Linked DNA regions of Homo sapiens: regions 1 and 3 are each linked to region 2. A link is a contact called in ENCODE Hi-C data. All regions are on one chromosome and are shown on one strand. Each heading gives the region's core, a stretch centred on a gene start or an enhancer-like site at or near the end of the contact. The rest is flanking DNA. Distances are from core to core; before and after follow the strand shown. Region 1 holds the start of TNFRSF11A (TNF receptor superfamily member 11a). Region 2 has its middle 17 kb from the start of ZCCHC2. Region 3 overlaps RELCH (RAB11 binding and LisH domain, coiled-coil and HEAT repeat containing).

Evidence for each region. A loop is a pair of places that touch in the nucleus more often than their neighbours do. Pooled maps may share reads with other maps.
Region 1: a pooled map shows a loop between it and region 2 (8-fold over the local background). The contact joins the promoter of TNFRSF11A here to the enhancer-like site in region 2. A Hi-C loop is called at or near these places in 5 of 37 single-sample maps with no recorded cell type and 11 of 50 pooled maps.
Region 3: a loop to region 2 is called in a pooled map, with 7 times the contacts of the local background. The contact joins two enhancer-like sites. A Hi-C loop is called at or near these places in 2 of 37 single-sample maps with no recorded cell type and 9 of 50 pooled maps.

Annotation. Positions count from the first base shown.
Region 1 is chr18:62,323,333-62,327,306 of GRCh38, forward strand. TNFRSF11A (TNF receptor superfamily member 11a) reads left to right here and starts at 1,978. Exons shown (of 10, transcript NM_003839.4): 1 at 1,978-2,095. The coding sequence starts at 2,021. RefSeq lists silencers at 1,610-1,819, 1,870-2,069.
Region 2 is chr18:62,503,610-62,507,635 of GRCh38, forward strand. No RefSeq gene overlaps it. Among named protein-coding and RNA genes, the nearest start is that of ZCCHC2, 17 kb to the right of the region's middle. RefSeq lists an enhancer at 2,699-2,948. Within about 2 kb of position 2,487, at least 10 of the 41 ENCODE cell types and tissues checked have a DNase peak (open chromatin) inside an H3K27ac peak, as active enhancers do.
Region 3 is chr18:62,279,822-62,283,551 of GRCh38, forward strand. RELCH (RAB11 binding and LisH domain, coiled-coil and HEAT repeat containing) reads left to right here. Exons shown (of 29, transcript NM_001346231.2): 23 at 1-35; 24 at 825-888; 25 at 2,485-2,623. Among named protein-coding and RNA genes, the nearest start is that of TNFRSF11A, 44 kb to the right of the region's middle. Within about 2 kb of position 2,055, at least 4 of the 41 ENCODE cell types and tissues checked have a DNase peak (open chromatin) inside an H3K27ac peak, as active enhancers do.

The sequences.
Region 1 (3,974 bases), core at 728-3,227, 180 kb before region 2:
TGGCATGGGACAAGTATCTTCATATAAACAGTTACCTTATGATATGGTTTGGCTCTGTCCCCACCCCAAATCTCATCTTCAATTCCCACGTGTTGTGGCAGGGACCTGGTGGGAGGTAATTGAATCATGGCTGCAGGTCTTTCCCGTGCTGTTCTTGTGAAGTGAGTAAGTCTCATGAGATCTGATGGTTTTAAAAATGGGAGTTTCCTTGCACAAGCTCTCTCTTTGCCTGCTGCCATCCAGGAAAGATGTGACTTGCTCCTCCTTGCCTTTCACCATGATTGTGAGACCTCCCCAGCCACATGGAACTGTAAGTCCGTTAAACCTCTTTCTTTTGTAAATTGCCCTGTCTTTATCAGCAGCATGAAAACGGACTAATACATGATACAAAGGAGGGATTATACGTATGGATCCAACATCGACCTAGAATGTGAGGAAAGACACAATCCTAAGCAAGTAATGACAAACAAAAACAACAGGATGCTATTGAGATGGAGCAGGAACCCATCTTAGGAGCCTGTGGAGCACCCCTAAGCATGGAAATAAAGGAAAATCTTGAGTTCCTTCAAGGGAAATTCCAGGTACCTAGCTAGCCCTAAGAAGTAAATAAGTAACTTGATAAGCAAGAAGGTAATTATAGCTTAAAACAATAACCAAGGAAGTTAGATTCCCTATAGAAACGAAAGATAACATCTTAACATATGTCCCTGAATTGTTTCTCAGAAACCCAGACCCCCAACAAAACAGATCCACTGGCATGCAGACCTCAGACAAGGGGGAAATGAGGACGGAACTGACCACCATTCTTTCTTCTAAATTTCTTCCTGAAGGGCAAGGAGGAAGTCACACCCACGAGCCAGAGCTAACATTCATTTTTGCTGACCCCAAATTTTTAACAAAGCTTCTCTTCCTTCACTGATGGCAAGTCAGAAAATCTTTGAATGTATAACCTATAAGCACCCTCACTTTAAAGATTTTCAAGATATCCCAGCTTGTTAGACCAAACCAATGTGCAACCTCCGTGTATTATGATTTTGCCTGTAACTTCTGCTTTCTTGAAATTAACCCTGCGTTTAAAAATCCTTACTTGCAAGCCAACTGAAGGTCAGGATTTAAGCAAGAGCTGCCCCATTCTCCTTGCCTGGAGCTCTGCAGATAAGCGCCCTCTTTTCTCCCAGTGCAAACCTTAGTGCGGATGGCTTGGCCTTACTGCACCAGAAGAACGGACCTCAGTTTTTAGGTAACACTGTGCCCCAGACATCTGGCCACTTTATGTCTGAAAGGGCCAATGTGGTGATGGGGGCTGGGGGACGCCTCAAGGCTGGCGGAGCCTGGTGCCTTTCTAGAATTTGGTGGGTGCAGGACGGGTGAGGGGCGGAGGCAGAGGATCAGGAGAAGAAAAAGAGATAGTGGCTGCTGGCCCCAACATTTTGAAGCAAAGAACAAGAGGAGTATTTTACGAAGATTGGCGGATGGTGTATTGTGTTGATGCCTTAACTGCAGTCGACGAAATCTCCAGGAAGGATCCTCCTCCCGTTCATTCTCGACGGTGGCGCATCCACTTTCGGAAGGCCGGGCCTCGAAGGGTGGGCGCGCGGGGCAGGAGCAGGACCACCCCGATGCCCCCATTCCTTCCCGGGAGGCGGGGCCCACAGGCCTGGGGTGCGGCAAGGCAGGAGCCAGTGCCGTGAAGGGCAACCCAGGGCTGGTCTCCCGCCAACCTGTCTGCAGCCCGAGCACCTGGGCCAGGGGCGGAGACCGGACCAAGGAGGCACCGGGCGCGGCGAACACCCCCGGGGCCCCTCCCCGAGCGGGGCCCCGCGTCCCACCGCAAACCAGGGGAGCTTGGGCACCACCTGGCTGGCACCGCCGGGCCCGGCCGGAGGGGGGCGCAGGAGGGCGGCGCGGGGGCAGGTGCGGGGCGGGGCACGGGGGCGGGACCACACAGGGCCGCGGCAGCCGCGCCCGCTGGGCCACAGAGGCCGCTGAGGCCGCGGCGCCCGCCAGCCTGTCCCGCGCCATGGCCCCGCGCGCCCGGCGGCGCCGCCCGCTGTTCGCGCTGCTGCTGCTCTGCGCGCTGCTCGCCCGGCTGCAGGTAAGGAGCGCCCGCGCCTGCCGGGCCGCGCGGCCCGACGCCTCCTCGGGAGCCCCGGGAAGGGCCGGGGCCGGCGGCATCCTGGCTCCTCCGCCTTCCGAGAGGAGCCGGAGTTTTGGGGAGCGGAGGCCGTGGGAAGCTGGGGAGGCGCTTCCAGAGTTGGACGGCGGAGGGCGGGAAAGGGCAAGCGGAGGGAAACTGGGGCGCAGAAGGAGCAGGTTGGCGGGACCGCAACACCCGAAACGGGCTCTTCCAAAAGCCCCTCTTAGCCGCAGGCTTTGATGCTGTCATTTTCTCCAAATGCTTCTTGAGCACCTACTAAGCGCTTGCGCCGGGCGGTGCCGCGGGAGACAGCGCCGTGGGCACCTCACTTGCGGCAGATAACCGTTCCCGATACGATTTCTCCCGGGTGGCCTCCGTCCCAAATTTCCACCCGGAAAGAGACATGATTCCCTCCGTCCCTGAACTGCGGGCTTGCCTTTGCCTCCCCTGAGCCCCTTCGGGGACACCCCTGCCAGCTCGCCTGGAGGCCCCGCACGGCGGGGAGAGACTGCGCGCGCGCCCCGGGGATGCTGGACTTGACCCTCGCAGACCCGAGTGGCTTCCCGGTCCTCTCGGAACAGGTTTCTCAGTACAGTTAGCAAGCGAATGCAGCCAGGCACGGACTTTCTGCCTCGTGGAGGAGGGCCGCAGAGGGAAGCACACCCAGCACAACAAACGCTTTAAAAATCGTTGATACGAACTTGAAAGCTCTCACAGGGAAGGGCGAGTGGTGGTTTTCTTGGTTTCGGCTGGGTCAGATTTCCCCTCTGTTAACACTAGGTTAGGCTGCTGCCGTCCCTCCGCAGCCGGGCACGGAACCCGGAGAGGCGTGGGGAGGGACGCATGGAGAATCGTGTTTGGGTGAGAAGAGAGGGGAAAAGCCTTGACAGAAATAATGTGGGTGCACTGAAGGCTGAAGCAAAAGATTCTAGGGAAGATTCATTCCCAATTGTATGGGTCTGTCAGTATGGTTGAGGGAAACGAAGGCGGAAAAGTCTAAAGGATTTTTTCATTTTAAGCACTTCAGGTGTTGCTTAATTAAGTGTTCAACAGGTTGAACGGGGTGCTACCTTATTTGAACCAAAGGACCAGGGTTTCAGCGAACAGCTAGCCACCTAAGAAAAACCTGCCTGACCACGCAGTTGCAAAATTATCTCTCACTGCTGTCGCAAAATGACATATTCATATGTGCATAAAAGGCGTTCGGTTCTAATATGAACAACAAATGCTATCAAAATAAGTTTATTTTTCAGGGAGACCTTTCAACAAATGCTGTTTCCCGTCTTTTTGCCTTTAAGCCCCTTTCATTATGCATGTTTAAAAATGTAAACTTTTGCATTGGTCATTTCCAATTCTAGGGGAGCGAACCTTCTAGGAACCTTATGAATTCCTTGGCTGGGCCACGAATTCAATTGATATAAGACAGACTAACAGGAGAAAAACTGTACTTAATTACATACATAGGCACAGGACTCCTACAAAATAAGAGACTTGAGGAAGGGTCAGATGATTGAAGCTCATTATAGCATCCATAGGGGCTTCTGCAGGGTGCTGCAAAACAGATTTTGGGGCGGGTTTGGGGAGGAAGCATATGGTGAGTAAAGGACATCTTGTCAGGCACATAAAAGATTCTCAGGCAATAAAAATGGTCTCTGACCAGCCCTTCGGAGAATAGGTGAGAGCCTGTGTGGGCTGGTGTCAACCTCCTGTCTCCTCTCCTGTAATCGGAGTTAATCTTCTCTGGGTGAGAATCTTCTCTGGGTGAGAAGATTCCCACGGCGGAGATTTGAGACATTTGAGTTCGTTTTGGAGGATCTTTCTTTGGGCAGAGTTCAGA
Region 2 (4,026 bases), core at 1,237-3,736:
AATTTTTGTATTTTTAGTAGAGACGGGGTTTTACCATGTTGGCCAGTCTGGTCTGAAACTCCTGACCTCGTGATCCGCCTGCCTCGGCCTCTCAAAGTGCTGGGATTACAGGCGTGAGCCACCACATCCGGCCTTTAAAAAAAAATTATAAAGAAAAGAGATTTATTTGGCTCACAATTCTGCAGGGTACACAAGAAGCCCGCTGCCAACATCTGCTTCTGATGAGGACCTCAGGAAACTTGTGATCATAGCGGAAGGGGAAGGAGATAAAGCATCGCTTGGCTAGAGTGGGAGGAGGAGGGAGGGAAGGAGGTGTCAGGCTCTTTTTAACAGTCAAATGTTGCAAGAGGCCGGGCGCAGTGGCTCACGCCTGTAATCCCAGCACTTTGGGAGGCCGAGGCGGGCGGATCACGAGGTCAGCAGTTTGAGACCAGCTTGGTGAACATGGTGAAACCCTGTTTCTACTAAAAATACAAAAATTAGCGGGGCATGGTGGTGGGCGCCTGTAATCCCAGCTACTCGGGAGGCTGAGGCAGGAGAATCGCCTGAAACCGGAAATCGGAGATTGCAGTGAGCCGAGATTGCCCACCGCACTCCAGCCTGGGCGCCAAAAGCGAAACTCCGTCTGGTTGCAGGAACCGGTAGAAAAGGAACTCAGTCATTACTGTGAGGACAAGGACAGGACCCAAGCCATTCATGAGGGACCCACCTCCCTGACCCAAACACCTCTCACCAGGCCCCACCTCCACCCAAACGCCTCTCACCAGGCCCCGCCTCCAACACAGGGTCAAATTTCTCCCTCTTTTTTTTTTTTTTTTTTTTAATAATTATTTTTTTGAGACGGAGTCTCACTCTGTTCCCAGGCTGGAGTGCTGCAACCTCCGCCTCCCGGGTTCAAGCGATTCTCCTGCCTCAGCCTCCTGAGTAGCTGGGATTCCAGGCGCGTGCCACCATGCCCAGCTAATTTTTGTATTTTTAGCAGAGACGAGGTTTCCCCATGTTGGTCAGGCTGGTCTCGAACTCCTGACCTCGTGATCCGCCCGCCTCGGCCTCCCAAAGTGGTGGGATTACAGGCATGAACGACTGTGCCTGGCCAATTTCAACATGAGGTTTGGAGAGGACAAATATCCAAACTACATCAACTGTGTTACAGAAGATTCTGCCCGTCTGTAGACTAATGTAAATGTTCTTAGCATGGTTTAAGGCAGGCTAGGCTAAGCTCTGATGCTTGGTAGGTTAGGTGTATTAAATGCATTTTCGACTCATCATCAAAATCTGAAACTTTTTGAATGCTGATATGATGCCACAAGTGGTAAATTCCACACAAAAATACTTATCACAAACTTTGTTTCGTGCACAAAACTATTTAAAATATTGTAAAAAGCTACCTTCAGGTTTTAGTTAATTTTATGTTGAGTGAACTTTACATCAATAAAATAGAATAAATTTTAAAATGACAACAACCACCAGACTCTTGACCCTCTCTCAGGTACCACACTTGAGCCCAGGACCTCTGTGGAGCTGCCTCCATGGGAATCAACCACAGTCCCCAAGAACATCCAGGTTAGTCCTTCATGGCTAAGCCAGTCCTGAGGGGCCAGGAAGCAGTCTATTCCCATTCTACCGTTTATTGAGGCTTGGGAAGTGTCACACATCCCAGAGCAGTTTCTGATCACCCTGTGTCACAACCCCTCCCCTCCAGCCCTCTGTTCAGCAGATCTTGGATGTTGTACCCTGCACTGGCTACATAATTTGCAGAGCCTGTATGAAATGAAATTGTGGGGATGTCTCTTAACAAAATTAAGAATTTCACCATGACGCCAGGACAGTGGCTCACATCTGTAATCCCAGCATACTGGGAGGCCAGGGTGGGAGGTTCGCTTGAGCTCAGGAGTTTGAGACCAGGCCGGGCAACACAGTGAGGCCCTATCTCTACAAAGAAGAGAAGAAACAACTTAGCCAAGCGTGGTGGGGCACGCCTGTGGTCCCAGCTACTAAAGAAGTTGAGGTGGGAGGACTACTGGAGGTTGAGGTGGCAGTGAGCTGTATTTGCACCATTGTACTCCAGCCTGGGCATCAGAGTGAAACCTTTTCTCAAAAAAAAAAAAAAGAAAAGAAAAAATATCAAGAAGGTGTTGGCAGAACATTTAGGGCCCTTCTGAGCTCAGGGTCCTGTCTGCATGGGTCCCCTGCCCTGGTGGTGTCCCGTCCCTGTCTCCTGTCCCCGCTCCATGGCTGCTTTATCACACTATGGAGTCCCACTCTGAGGATGACGATTGCTTGTACCCTGTCTGAGCCACCTTGGGCCACTCAGCTGTCCTCACAGAGCCTCCTTCTGAAGCCAGATTGGTTGAATATCCTCCTGTCTTCTCTCATGGCCTCTTGCACATGACCTGGGAGTCAGTTTGCCTGCACCCACAATGGGCTCTGCAGTATGTCTGGCTGCTGCGAGAGCTCACTTACACCAACAAGGTAAGCATGGTAGCCCCAAGGCCCTGGTCCAGTGGAGGAGCCAAGATCTGATGACCTCCAAGACCCCCTCAAGCCCTGAAGTTCTGTATTTAATTGAGGCTGGCATGTACTGTTACACCTATTTTCACAGATGAGTAAACTGAGACTCAGAGAACGTCAGTGGCTGCAGCAAGGTCATGCAGCTCACACTGCTGGTTAAGAGTTTCTTTCAAGTGTAACGTAGGAAAATGTACAACATTTATTGGTTTTACTTTTGATAATACTGGCTCATATATAGTTACCTGCTAGGTCTCTGTTAAGATCGAGACTTTTTTTTTTTTTAAATAGCTTTGCTGGCTAAGTTTCAGTTTCGTTTCATTTTCCTCCTATCACTTAAGTTTCAGTTCTGTTTCTCAGGATATTCTCTTTCCCTTTTTACTAGTATTATCTGATTCTGTTTGTTAGAATTGTTCCTTGGTGCCCTTTAACCTGATTAAAATGAACAGTTATTCTAAGGTAGATATTCCCAAGCAGGAATTTTAAACAGAGGTAAACCTTAGTACCTTGCCAATTTATTCCAGCATTGGCAAAATGTATCTGCTGTAGTAGAGCATAAATTTGTCCAATCGCTGCCTGAGTACCTATGTGTTCGTGGCTTGATTTACCTTATCTGTAATTCCTGGATGTTAAAAGGACACCAAAAATCTCTGACACCCTGATTAGCCTACCTTGAAGAACCCAAGCCCAGGATTTCTGCCTTTGCCTAGAAAAAGGACTGATTCAGAACTTCCTGAGCTACCTAGTATTCTGGCCATAAAGTGGAGGAAAGGAATCTATAATCCCATTTTCTTCTTTTCATTCATAGCTTATTCTCAGTTCTGCAAAAATCCAAACTGCCCCAGGGCTCATGGGACAACATAAACTAGAAAGTTTGTGGGAAAGATTTAAACTGGCCACCAAGTGGTTAGACACTCGCCAGACCTGACGGCACTTGGCGGGGTTGGGGGCAGGGGCGGGGGTGGGGAAGATCCAACAATTTGGACAATCACATACTTCAGACACGAAATCACTAAAATGTTTAAACTCTAAAAACTGTCTACTTGAAATTTAAATCCTTGATGCCTCCTCCATATTTGAAATTATATTCTTTTTTATTCAGAAATTATGCCCAATTTTGATGATTTGGAAAACAGAAAAAAAGTAGAAAGAAAAAGACAAAAATCTAAATGGCAATCCAGGCACTAAAACTCATCTTAGCATTTTGGTATATTCCCTCTCATTTCTTCTTTCTACTCATATTTTTGTGTATCATTTTGACTATGTCATATATACAATTTTATATGCTGATTGTTTCCACTTATTGTATTTCCCTGTGTTGATACAAATTTTACCAACTATATTTTTACTAGATACATATTCTCTCATACATATATAAAAATATATATTATATAACTATATATAAATTATAAATTTATATTATATATTTAAATTTAAATTATACATGTTATATAAAACATATAATTTTATATATACATGAGAGAATATTACATATCTAGTAAAAATGTAGTTAGTAAA
Region 3 (3,730 bases), core at 805-3,304, 220 kb before region 2:
CCTGCTCTCATTACTCTCTCCAGTGACCCTGAAATGTAAGTGTCATCCCTGCCTTTTATATTCGGCATCCCTTTCAAAATGTGCCTGTCAAGAAATAACCATCAGCTCTTAAATTTATTGAAGAATCTCTTTAAATTAATAATACTGGATTATGCTTATTTGATTTTAAACTTTATCACATTATTCTTTATATATCATGGTTCTTTTTAAATCAACCCTCACCATAAGTGTAATTTGGAGGCCACGTATTGAAAAAATATATTAGTAACATTAGTGCTCAATAAATACTTCCAGAACCTAAAATATGCTGATGGACTGTTTCTTTCAAGCCAAGAAGGGATGCTCTCCTAATCTCACTAACAGGTTGTTACCAGTAAGTGTAGTAGCATGAACCAATGGCCTAACATTTTAATGTCTCGTGTGGATGACTAAACCAAGAAAGGCCAATGAGTCTGCCTGCCCATCCTCAGTCACAGCTAACCCAGTTCTTATTCCAGTTTACCAAACCATTTTTTATTGCATGTTGACTGGTTTACAGCTGACTCTTCGAGGCATGAGTGAAGCGTTAGTTGACAAGCGGGTTGCTCCGGCCCTTGTTACCTTGTCCAGTGATCCTGAATTGTGAGTTTCACAGACTGCGACCTTAAGTTATCCTGTCTGTCTTTTTGAGCATTCTTCTTGGTCTGCTTTTTTTAAATTTATTTAATTTGTCATTGCTAGAGACTAATACAGTATATTTACCTTGTACTTACTTTAATATACATTTTAATAATACTCGTTGTTCATCTCAAATCTTCAGTTTCTTTCTGTTTTAATTCTAACAGCTCTGTCAGGATTGCCACAATTCCAGCCTTTGGCACTATTATGGAAACAGTAATTCAAAGAGAGGTAGGAATAATTGAAATTTATTTATGTCTGTGTAATATTGATGTGGTCATGATACATGTATCTGGTGGTAGGCTGCAGGGAGCATCTTACCTTTTATTTTGTGCCCTAGTTAGTTACAGGCCAGAGGAGGATCTCACTGTGAAAACATGGTAGCCTAACCAAGGTATATTTCCATATCCTAAGGAAATCTCTAGTCTTTCCTCTCAGTCAGAACATTAAGTATAGGCCAAGCTTTCAGGGATGTCCAAGGGAGAGAATATAGTCATGGGTTCTTAGTTTCTCTTTCTGATTGGGCCAGTAAAGCCCCTTCCTCTTCCCTCTTTTCTACTTATCACTAGAGACAGAAACTAAAAACCCCGGCTTCAGGCTGCTAAAAGCCTTAAACAAAACAAAACAGAACAACAACAAAATAAGGTGTATTGGACAAGCTTGCTAGATGTTCTATTGTAAGCTGAGCTGGATGTTGCAGTTTTGAATAATCCTTCAAATCAGGTCTAGTTCCAAAGCCTTCTATTACCCGGTAGGCTTCTGGCCAATCTACATAAATTCTTGATTGCCAGTGTTGCACAGATTTGAGGACTGTTTTCCCAGATAACATCATTAGGAACACAAATGTATCTCAGTTATAAATGAAGGCAAGAGGGCACTTGTATTCTGATAACTGTGTCATTGGTATGAAGCTGTAAAAGTGATTTAGTAGACTGGTATCCTCTTGTTGCAGAGTAGATCTCTGGGCAGACCCTCTGTCATGCCTGTTTCAGGAGACCACCAAGGTCTTCCTTCTTAAAGGTGTATTTTAATTCTGAAACTAATTTCAAGTTTTTTAGATTCTATTTGCAACACTAACTATAAGACACTTCTCAAAATTGATATCAGATTTTTATTTCTTTGTTATTATATTGGATATGTCCTTATACAAATGAAAAAACCCTGTAGATTAGCACATATATTATTTGTGGACATATTACCCAAAAGAAAAAAGTTTTAATAAAACTCCTTTGTCATATAGATTTTTCATGACAAAAACTAAAGTTTTGTTAGTTACAGAAAGAATATTTTCCATTTTTTCACTTATATATTTCACTGGTGAAGCCACAGAGGAAAAGCACATCATTCTGCAAAGCTTGCAGTCTTGGCAGAATTTCAACATGTTCTCAAAACCTAAAATAAAAATGTCTTTTAGGGAAATGTGAGTAAGATGTAAGTCATTAATGACTCATTGCTTTCAGAAGGTGAATAATTGGGTAACTTACAGTGTGATTTGTTTTAAGAATTATAATTTAGATACAAAATAATCATAAAGTTACCTACTTTTCCCTAAATACGGTGGGATTTTTTTTCTTTTGTTGTTATAATTTGTTCAGGAATATTTGTATTTTTTAATTAAGAATTTGTAAGCATAAGCAAAAGTAGGAAACCTTCTCTGAGCCAAAAGATTAAATAACTATTTATTTAATTCCAAATTTCTACTGTCATTGGACTATAGGTTGCTTTAATCCACTGCTTTAAGTCATGTTTAATGTGTGTCTTTCACTTTAACAACACTACTCAGTTTTCAATATTCTATGAAATGACTGTACAATATCCAATTTTAAGTTGCTGGAAAGAGTGAAAATGCAGTTGGCTTCTTTCCTGGAAGATCCTCAGTATCAAGACCAACATTCTTTGCATACAGAGATCATAAAAACATTTGGTAGAGTTGGCCCTAACGCAGAACCCAGGTTCCGAGATGAGTGTAAGTTGCATTTTTCTACCTTTTTCCTGAATTGTAATGTAAGATCAAAGCTAGACACTCCTCTGAGGCCTTGTCATGTATTAAAATTTTGGTGCATTTGTCATGTGTTAAAGCCTTGTGTACTGAAAGCCTTGTGTACTCTTGTGTACTGAAAGCTAAACATGAAACAAGTTAGTTATTGTGAATTAATCAGTATTGATATTAGTGGATGGTTTTGTATTATTTTGTTTTGAGACAGAGTCTCGCTCTGTCACCCAAGCTGGAGTGCAATGGCATGATCTCAGCTCACTGCAACCTCTGCCTCCTGGGTACAAGTGATTCTCCTGCCTCAGCCTCCCAAGTAGTTGGGATTACAGGTGCCCACCACCATGCCCGGCTAATTTTTGTATTTTTCGTAGAGACGGGGTTTTGCCATGTTGGCCAGGCTGGTCTCCAGCTCCTGATCTCAGGTGATCTGCCTGCCTCAGCCTCCCAAAGTGTTGGGATTACAGGCGTGAACCACCGCACCCGCCCTAGTGGATGGTCTTATACTGTATAAGTATACAGATGGTCTTATACTGTATACTGATTGCTGTAAGACATATGAAGAGTAACTCAAACTTAATTTCAAGTTATTTTAGAAATATTTCTTAATAACTGCTAATTGCTAAATACTGTGCTGCCTTAGAGTTTATTTTTTATTTTTAAGGAAATTTTTGTGTGTTTCTAGACATGTTCTTATGAAAAACAGACATTTCTTCCACTTAGCATGCCATTCAGCACGATACATAACTTTGTTTTAATTCATAGCTTGTTGATCTGCTACATGATCTTCCACAATTGTCTGCCTTTTTTCTCTAGATTTTACAGAGTCTCTTTTACTGTGGGCCTCAACATTTATGGCCACAATTTCTTTGGATAGCATCAAAGCATTAAGAACTTATGACTCCAAAAGCATATCAGTTATCATAGCTCTTTTATTTTTAGCAATTTGACATGCTCTAGAGAGGGCCACAAGTTGGGTCACTTAAATCAGTTTAGTTTCTAGTACATTATTTTATTCTCCGGCAGACTGTTACATATCCAGGCTGGCATATGACTCTTTAAGATAAGAGTCATCAACAAAAA